2 separate regions of the Homo sapiens genome follow, and region 2 is linked to region 1. Evidence: chromatin contacts called from ENCODE Hi-C or POLR2A ChIA-PET data. All regions are on one chromosome and are shown on one strand. Each heading gives the region's core, a stretch centred on a gene start or an enhancer-like site at or near the end of the contact. The rest is flanking DNA. Distances are from core to core; before and after follow the strand shown.

Region 1 (4,336 bases), core at 1,825-4,324:
GGCCTGGTGGAGGGGATAATACCTTATTTCTCATTTCAAGTAAAGCCTATCACACTGGATTATGGCTATTCACATTTGCCTGGCACCTTGCTTGGCACTTAATCTGAGTGCATAATGGGATTAATGAACTACGCAAACCACCAGATCTGGAGCTATCAACTTACCAGCCAGCATATGCATACATTCCATAATAAAAAGCCAGTGGCAACCGCGTAATACTTGAATCTCTTCCTGAAAAGGCGTCTTTAAAGTTCTGCGTTTGACCTGTAATTAGAATAGACTGATTTTAGGATTTTTCAAAGAATTGGTTCTTATTCACTCTTAACCAGAAACATGGGGGTGCGGAGAAACATACTGTTGTAAGTCTAGATTTCTTACTCTCTGTTGATTACCATCTTTATCAATACTGTACCCATTCTATAGAAGGGGTCCCAAAAGTATATTGATCATTAACACTATTTCATATTTCTCTTTTAATAAATTTATAACAAAGATGAAAATGGCATTGAAAAATAATCCTCTGTTTGAGTATGCCTCTATTGTGACCATAAAAGAAGACTAAAGGGTTTTCTGTAAATTATAATCTTTATGAATATGATAGAATTCTTAAAAGATAGAATTCTTAAAAAGATAATGTTTTGCTTGGCAAGAAAATGCGGAGAGGTATCCAAGGTTCTACCCTTAATGAGGAGATGGAAATAAATCCCAGGACTCCTTTCCTACACAATTTACCTTTCTGCTTTCTGTTTATCCCATGTTGTTCATTAGATGCCTACCTCCTAGAAGAGAAGTTGGAAAATCCTGAAGACCATGTGTGTCAACCCAAACTGCAAGCCTTTCTTTTTTTATTTTTTTCAAGATGGAGTCTCACTCTGTGGCCCAGGCTGGAGTGCAGTGGCACAATCTTGGCTCACTGCAACCTCCGCCTCCTGGGTTCAAGTGATTCTCCAGCCTCAGCCTCCTGAGTAGCTGGGATTACAGGAGCGCGCCATCATGCCCAACTAATTTTCATATTTTTAGTAGAGATGGGGTTTCACCATGTTGGCCAGGCTGGTCTTGAACTCCTGATCTTGTGATCCGCCCGCCTCGGCCTCCCAAAGTGTTAGGATTACAGGTGTGAGCCACTGCGTCTGGCTGCAAGCCTTTCTTATAGATAAAGTTTTCTTTATCTATAAGTTAAAAATGCCCATTCATGAAGTATTACCCATTCATGAAGTATTGCCTATGGCTGATTTCAACCTATAATAGCAGAGTTGAGACCATACAGCTAGCTTGAAAAATTGAAAATATTTACTCTCTTGTCCTTTACAGAGAAAGTCCACTCACTCTGTGACCCTGTCCTAGAGAATGACATGTTTTTTTTCCTAGAAATATTGAAAAGATATTATAATGAACTCTAAAATAAATAGGTTTCAACAAATTTTGCAGCAGCATGTGAATTGAACACTTCACCTTTTTCTCTATTTTATGAATCACATTGGAGCTTTTTCTTTTATATCTTTTGAATAGTTTTAAAAGTTAGAAATTCAGATTTACTTTAGTCAGTCAATATTCAAGCTTAAGCAGAAAAAATGTTTCTATTACCCAAAGAAAATAGCAAATGAGATTACCCAAATGGGAAGTGAGACTTTGTTTTAAAATAAAACTTCATGTAAATAAACAGAAGGGGGACAGGGGGTGGATGATGTGTATGAGACACTCTCTCTTCCAAGTCAAATCTCAGTTTTTCCTGCATTCATTGCCCAGGCATAACTTATATATAAATATAATATGTGTGAGTATGAAGACCAAAAATGGAGAATGTTGAATTATATACTAAACAATTTTTCTCTCAAATGATTCCCAAACATAGCTCACTTTTTAAATGACATGATAAATTCAGAAATGCCCATTTTACTAAAACATCATTGTGTCCTTCCAGGAGAAAAATATAAATAGTGGAATTCAGATAAAAGCATCTGTTGAATATTCTTTTATCATAATCTGTGGTCTCTTTGGCATAAAGGCACAATATTTCTTAGAGTGCAGCACCAAATAATCCATAAGAAAAACCAAATTCTATAAAGACTGGGTCACAAGCAAAGATCTTCAAAAGTGCCATTTTGAGAATATTACAAAAGAGAGGCATTTTGTTTCTAGAATTCAGGAATATTTTGGCTATATAACAGAGGTCTCATGAAGATTAAAGGCAATATTCAAAGGAAAGTTCAACAAACTCTCATAAGTGAATACATAACATACAACTACTTTCAGGATATGATTAGAATAGAAATAAAAGCACAATCTGTATTAACAAAGTCTCCTACTAGAGTTTCAGATTAATGTGAAAAATGTGTGATCATGTTAGAGATGAAGAAAATCACAATTTTACAGCAATCGAGCAAATATACCTGCTAATAATGGTCTCTAAAATGTTAAATTTACATTAAATGCGGTAATATTCTCAGGGAATTTCTCTGTTGTGTGAGATCTCTGAATAAGCCTGTCACATTAAGCATTGATATCATGATTATTGATTAAAGTGTCTCTGTATTTTAGCCACTAAAAAAACCTCAAGATATATCATGACCTCTGCTCTCAAGGAATTTGCAATAGAGCAACATTTGGGCAACCAAACCCTTCCTCATATACATATATAAATACCTGGTAAAAATTGAATAAAGTCTATAATGCTACCTATAGTATCTTACATTACACCAAAAAGAAGAAGAAAATAAATCTTAGTTTCAAGGGATAGCATATAATCTTTTGGAATCTAAACTAGTATTAAAGAACAGCCAATGACCCAGAGATTCTGCACTTTTCAAATACTGAAGAAACTCCTTACAGAAGACTGAAGAGTTAGCTCAGAAAAATAAAGCACTAACAAAACAGATTATTGTGCCTACATTCCTAACGAATAAGATAGAAATGAGCAGGCTAGCTCTGTGGAGGCCAAGGTGTATTAGAAGAGCAAGCTCCTGTCTTCTCTTCAGTGCAAGCTCTAACGGTCAAAATCTTCATTGTGTTTATTCTGCATTGGCTGCTGTTGCTGGATTTCATAAAAGCATTTCCGCCAGCAGGGCTCTAAAATCTCCCACTAGGCTTATTAAATGGGCAACAGCAGCTCCCTTTCCCAGCTCCAGAGTGGCTGATCCTTCAGTGTTTGTCATTATTTAATGCTTCTACCAACAGTGATGATTTTACCAAACGCTGGCATTTCCTTTTGCCTTGTGTAATTCTTCTGCAACGTCATTAAATTTCTCTAGATTCCCTTTCTTGGAACAGACAATATCAATGTAAACATTAAATACTTAACATGCCCAAGTTATGTCATTCCTTTACAATTTCTTCTCACTTTATTTCCTGCTATATTCCTGTTGCTAATTAAATACCACATGTGAATCTCTGTCCTCCAACAATTTCCACTGAATCCAAGCAACTGCATGTGCCTTCTTTCCTAAAACAAAAACTCTAAATGTCACCTCTCAATTTCTTTTTTTAAATTAAATGTTAAACTCTATAAAGCAAGTAATCGCAGAAATGCGAATTTTATATTAAAAATAATGTAACAATAAAAATTAAGTTTTTACAACTATTTTATTGTGATATAATTTTGGTGTTTAGGAATGCTGTTCCCGTATTGACTCCTCTGTTGAGGATACCACTCTCAATTTAAAAGGAATAATAACCAGAAAGTCAAAGAATTATTGATCATCTTTTATCACTTTCCAGATACCTTTTTCTCTTTAATTTTTATTACTATTATTGGACAATTTTAAAGTAAAAAAAAGACATATTTATCTTTAATTAAAACTAAGTGGCAGGTTTTTTTTTTTTCCACTTCGAGTTTTCACTCCAAACCATTAAACCTAGAAAATTCACTGATGCCTTATTTTGTTGCATGGCCCATTCTTAATCCTCTTTCTGCCATTCAACTGTAAAAACCAACTCACTCACAATGTAGCAGCCTTTCAAATCAATTAGATGACAATATAGAGTTTAAGTTCCACAGGCAGAGACTAATTAAGGATTCTGTTAGTACAAGCAAAAGTTAGTGTTAAAAAAGACCAAAAGCAGATACGTATTTTAAAAAGCATTTGCTTTTCAGTCCATACCTTTAATTAGCTGCATAACTCCAGGGACTATAATTATCAGAATTGCTGTGAGCTTGCAAAAGGTTAAGAAAATCTGGATCCGGGCGCTCCAGCTGACACTCATGCTATTTAGGACCATCACTACAGCTGCAAACAAATAGAGGAAGTTACAAAAGGTGAATTCTCACTGGCACAAAGACATTTTAGGTCCTTGTTACTCAAAGGGCAATCTGTGAGGCAGCAGTGTTGACATTACTTAG
Region 2 (4,332 bases), core at 1,514-4,013, 180 kb after region 1:
AATGTTCTCTAACAGAATTTCAGGCCAGGCATGGTGGCTCACACCTATAATCTCAGCACTTTGGGAGGCTGAGGTGGGCAGATCACTTGAGGCCAGGAGTTCAAGACCAGCCTGGCCAACATGGTGAAATTTCATCTCTACTAAAAATACAAAAACCAGCTGGGCATGGTGGCACGTGCCTGTAATCCCAGCTACTTGGGAGCCTGAGGCAGGAGAATCGCTTGAACCTGACAGGTGGAGGCTGCAGTGAGCCGAGATCGCATCACTGCACTCCAGCCTGGGCAACAGAGCAAGACCCTGTCACAAAAAATAAAAATAAAAAAGAATTTGAGAAAGTACTCATTATAAAATGATGTTGAAAATATAAAGCAAACAAAGTGAAAAACTCAATGGCTCTCCTAATTCCTAAGAAGAGAATTACCATATGGATAAGCAGTCAAGTGGGAAAAGATGACTATTTTCTGAGACCAGAGAGAAGCTCTCTAAGTCCCTCTTGTGTTAAGTCTGTCCTACTGTTGAGAATGTGTTTATGGGGTAGAAATTATTTCCCCATCTCTAATATTCTTTTACCATGCACTCAACAACCTAAGGATATGGTCTTAGGTTGTAGAGATCTTTGAAAGTTACTTTTCTGTGTCACTACAAGCATGCAGGCCGAAGACCAGGGTTGTTCTATACTAGGAGCACCCTCCATCAGAACTTTCTGAAATGTTAGAAATGCGCCATAACTGTACTGTCCAATATGTCAGCCATTACCCTCATGTAATCAAATGTAGCTACCATGACTGAAGAACCAAATTTTTTATTTTATTTTTATTTTATTTTAGCTATTTTAAACTTAAAAAGCTACATGGGTCTAGTGGCTCCGTCATTGGATAGAACAGCTGCAAAAGCAAACATAAAGCTTGTGGGCTGATAATCAACTAGATCTACTAAAAACATGTGTCAGTCTGCACCATAAAGAATAAACTATTCCTCTTTGAAGCATCTATGTTAGTTCTATCACCGCCATTGTTTCGGTTCTTTAATATCATCTGCTGTGGATCTCTAAAAACTGGGAAATTGAAAGCCAGGGTAGAAAATCTTATCAATTAAATCAGCACATTCCAGGTGACAGAAAATATTGGGAACTTGTTCACTTATCCACAGATCACAGGTGTGAAACTTACGTCATGTAGTGCATTGTGCGGCCCTCTTCATACATGTGGCAAACTACCCCATCAGCAACTATGAATAACAAGAGTTTTTATTTGGCTTAAAGAAAGAAATATAAACTTGACTTAATGAGAGTACTCTGACCAATGGAGGAGTTCTTTTAAGAATCAACTGTTTTTACCTCCCAGATAGACAGTCCAAGAAGAAACAGACTTAGTTACATAAAGGAAAATAAAGATCAGATGCAAAGAGTTTCTTTCCAACTTCAATATTAGGCAATGAAATGGGTTCCCAAAGGGTGACTTCAGAATCTCTAACACAGGACATTGTCATACAAGCCATCTGGTTTAGCTTACTGGTGTCATCCACTACATGCTATTTCTAGAATTGGGTATTTTATTTTAGCTGAATATGTTTGGTTGAGTATCTTACATAAAGGTCTTGCTATATTTTTTTCCAGACTTTGGACTCCCACATAGTCTAGTGTGTATGCATAATTATTTCCTTAAAAGTATAAGTTCAGAGTTAAGGTTAATAAGACCTCATATATGTTGGTACTAAGGTTGTTATTTAGTTGTAAAGTGTAGCAATGTGATTGGCACTGTATTGAGGTGCAAAAGATACAGTTCTTAACCTAAGGGCATAATCCAAAATCTAGCCAAGTGAAAGATAAAGATATGATTATAATTTTATTATTCAACACTTCTATTTGTAGAAAAACTCTAGGAAAAAAAGTTTTTAGAAGCATTATTGAGCAGTATGAAATAATATGGATTTCAACTTTTAAAAATTAGGGGTAAGAGAAAAGAAATAAGAAGGAAACAAGTTGACATATTGGGCAAGAATTTAGAGAGAGTAATAAGCTTGGTATGTGTTTATTAGCAGTAGACAATAAGTTTGGAGGATTAATTATTAACTGTAATGCAGAGAATAAAATCCTGCTATGGGCTGTATTTATTAAGCGCAGTTTTGACAAGCAATAATTATGTAAGCACAACATTCCCTTTCATAATTAGTTGGGTTTTTTTTAAGCTTTCACCATTCACAATTTGCCCCCAAAATGTTAACCATAATACAATACCACAGATGCAAAACATTCAGGGGGTCTTCGTGCACATTTTCAGCCTTCTGCAAACACACTCTGCCCTCAGGAATCAGTGAATCTTTGAGACAAGCTCTCCCCTATACCATTGCCCACCTGCACCCCAGGCCACAAACAAAATGGAAGATACAAAACGAGGTGATGCAGGATGGTAAGAAAGAGAGCTTTGGGTAGTGACCAAAGAGAAAGTAGATCTGAGAGACTGCAGGTGATGAAAGAATTAAAAATCCGAGACAAAGAAAGAGCTAGGAGGGTCAAAACTTCAGGAGCCCTGCTTTCCTGTCTCCAGTCCTTGATCTGGCTGAAACTGTGCAGAAGTGAAAGCAAGGGCCTGTGACAGGTGACTCTCTCACAGTTCTTTCTGCAAGAGACCATCTGACTCCTGCCACCAGTGTGACAAAGACCACATGGAGGTCTGGGCTGAAAATCAGATCACCAGCCTCTAGCAGGTAAGGCTGCTACTATTAGATTTGCCCTAAGACTGCTGGATATATTTTATGACAGGTACCATTGGGTAACTCATTGGTTAGGAATGTGGGTTCTGGAGTCAGACTGCCTGAGTTTAAGCTTCAACCCACTGCCTGGCTGTGTGACCTTAGGTAAGTTAATTACACTGCCCAGGCCTCAGTTCCCCTAACTATGAATAGGACACAGTGACACTGACCTTGTGAGTACTAAAGGAAATTGTGTTCAGGAAAATGTTAGAGTAGTGGCTAGTTTGCTATAAACACTCAACAAATATTATATTACTCATTGTTATTTGTAACTTTCTGACTCTCTTGGAATAGTTTAACTGTATTTTCCATAACAAACAAAATTACTGATATTTAATGGCTGCTGAACTGACAGACATGATGGTTTTAGTGGTTGGTAAATCTCATTAAACAGGTTTCTAATAGCCAACTGGTATTTAATGAGCATATTGATGGTCTTACTGTCTTTAAATTAAACCCTATTTCAACCATTTAATTTCTGTTTATAACATACTTCCATCCTTTTAAAAGAAGCATATAAAGCTTCTCTTGAAAAGAAAAATGTCCATTCACTTTTTTCTTCCCTGTTTTATTGACTGCCTAAATTCTTAGTAGCATTTGGGCAGACACTTCGTGCTGTTCAAGCCTATTGAGTCATGTGCTGTTGTGAAATTATTGTCTACCTAACCACAAATGCAATATGCTGGTATAACTTCCTCTTTTAAACAGTTTTTGATTGTCAGACAATCCTAAACATATTCTCTTTTCACTTGACAATGCAATTTTATCTATATGCCCTTCTTTCTTATTTTCCTTTTTGTCTTTGCCCCTTGCAGATGACTTCAATTCCATCATTACTATTCCTGTCTACTTGCAATATCAATATTATTTATCATTGTGTTGATGTGTGCTTTCTTCTATCCCATACATCCTATCAGTATAAACTCTTTCATTATATTGATTAACCAACTCAGTTTATGGCAGTGTTTCTTTATCTGTCATCAATTGATTATCACACATTCATCAGGCACTGGATAGAATTCATAGGATATGCCACAAAGTGAGAAGGGGGATCATTTGCTTCAGAGAAGACACATTTACTGATCATACTGCAAAGAGCAAGCTGACCCCTGCTTGAGATCTTACAGAGAACTACAGAAAATTCACAAAAGCCCCCACAAAAGAGTCTGCTGTGACCATCTGTCAAGTTGTCAGCTGTAAACAACTGCCAAAATGCTAGATCACCTCACAAGGAGCTGTGAAGTAACATCTTTGCTGCCTTTCTTACTTCTTCCTTCCTGGCACCAATCCTTGAAGAGCCAGAAAACTCTGCCGGTGAATTGGAGAAGGAGTAGAAGTAGTATTAGACTAGGTAATAAATCTCTTCCACCCCTACTTCAACTTCTGGCTTCCCACTCACAGCAGACTCAAGCTGCCAGAAAGGAAAAAAACTTCAACTTTAACACAAGATCAAAGTTTTTACAAACACATGCTTCTGACAGTTAAATTACTAAACTGGGGCAGTTTTCTGTGACCTGAAGTAACAAGAAAACTGTATTACTCAACAGTGACCAGAAACATCATGGAATCTGCCTAACTTTT

Evidence for each region. Hi-C counts contacts between places; a loop is a spot of excess contacts on that map. ChIA-PET counts read pairs that join two places held with the same protein, here RNA polymerase II (POLR2A). Pooled maps may share reads with other maps.
Region 2: a loop to region 1 is called in a pooled map, with 2.0 times the contacts of the local background. The contact joins two enhancer-like sites. A Hi-C loop is called at or near these places in 1 of 168 maps with a recorded cell type or tissue (Calu3) and 2 of 50 pooled maps. POLR2A ChIA-PET finds 5 or more read pairs at or near these places in 2 of 52 experiments (PC-3 and PC-9).

Annotation. Positions count from the first base shown.
Region 1 is chr4:138,219,102-138,223,437 of GRCh38, forward strand. It overlaps SLC7A11 (solute carrier family 7 member 11), which reads right to left. Exons shown (of 12, transcript NM_014331.4): 4 at 4,098-4,223; 5 at 165-264. Among named protein-coding and RNA genes, the nearest start is that of SLC7A11, 21 kb to the right of the region's middle. RefSeq lists an enhancer at 3,773-4,336. Within about 2 kb of position 3,075, at least 4 of the 41 ENCODE cell types and tissues checked have a DNase peak (open chromatin) inside an H3K27ac peak, as active enhancers do.
Region 2 is chr4:138,402,953-138,407,284 of GRCh38, forward strand. The region is part of intron 2 of LINC00499 (long intergenic non-protein coding RNA 499); the gene reads left to right. Among named protein-coding and RNA genes, the nearest start is that of LINC00498, 92 kb to the left of the region's middle. RefSeq lists an enhancer at 2,668-2,727. Within about 2 kb of position 2,764, at least 3 of the 41 ENCODE cell types and tissues checked have a DNase peak (open chromatin) inside an H3K27ac peak, as active enhancers do.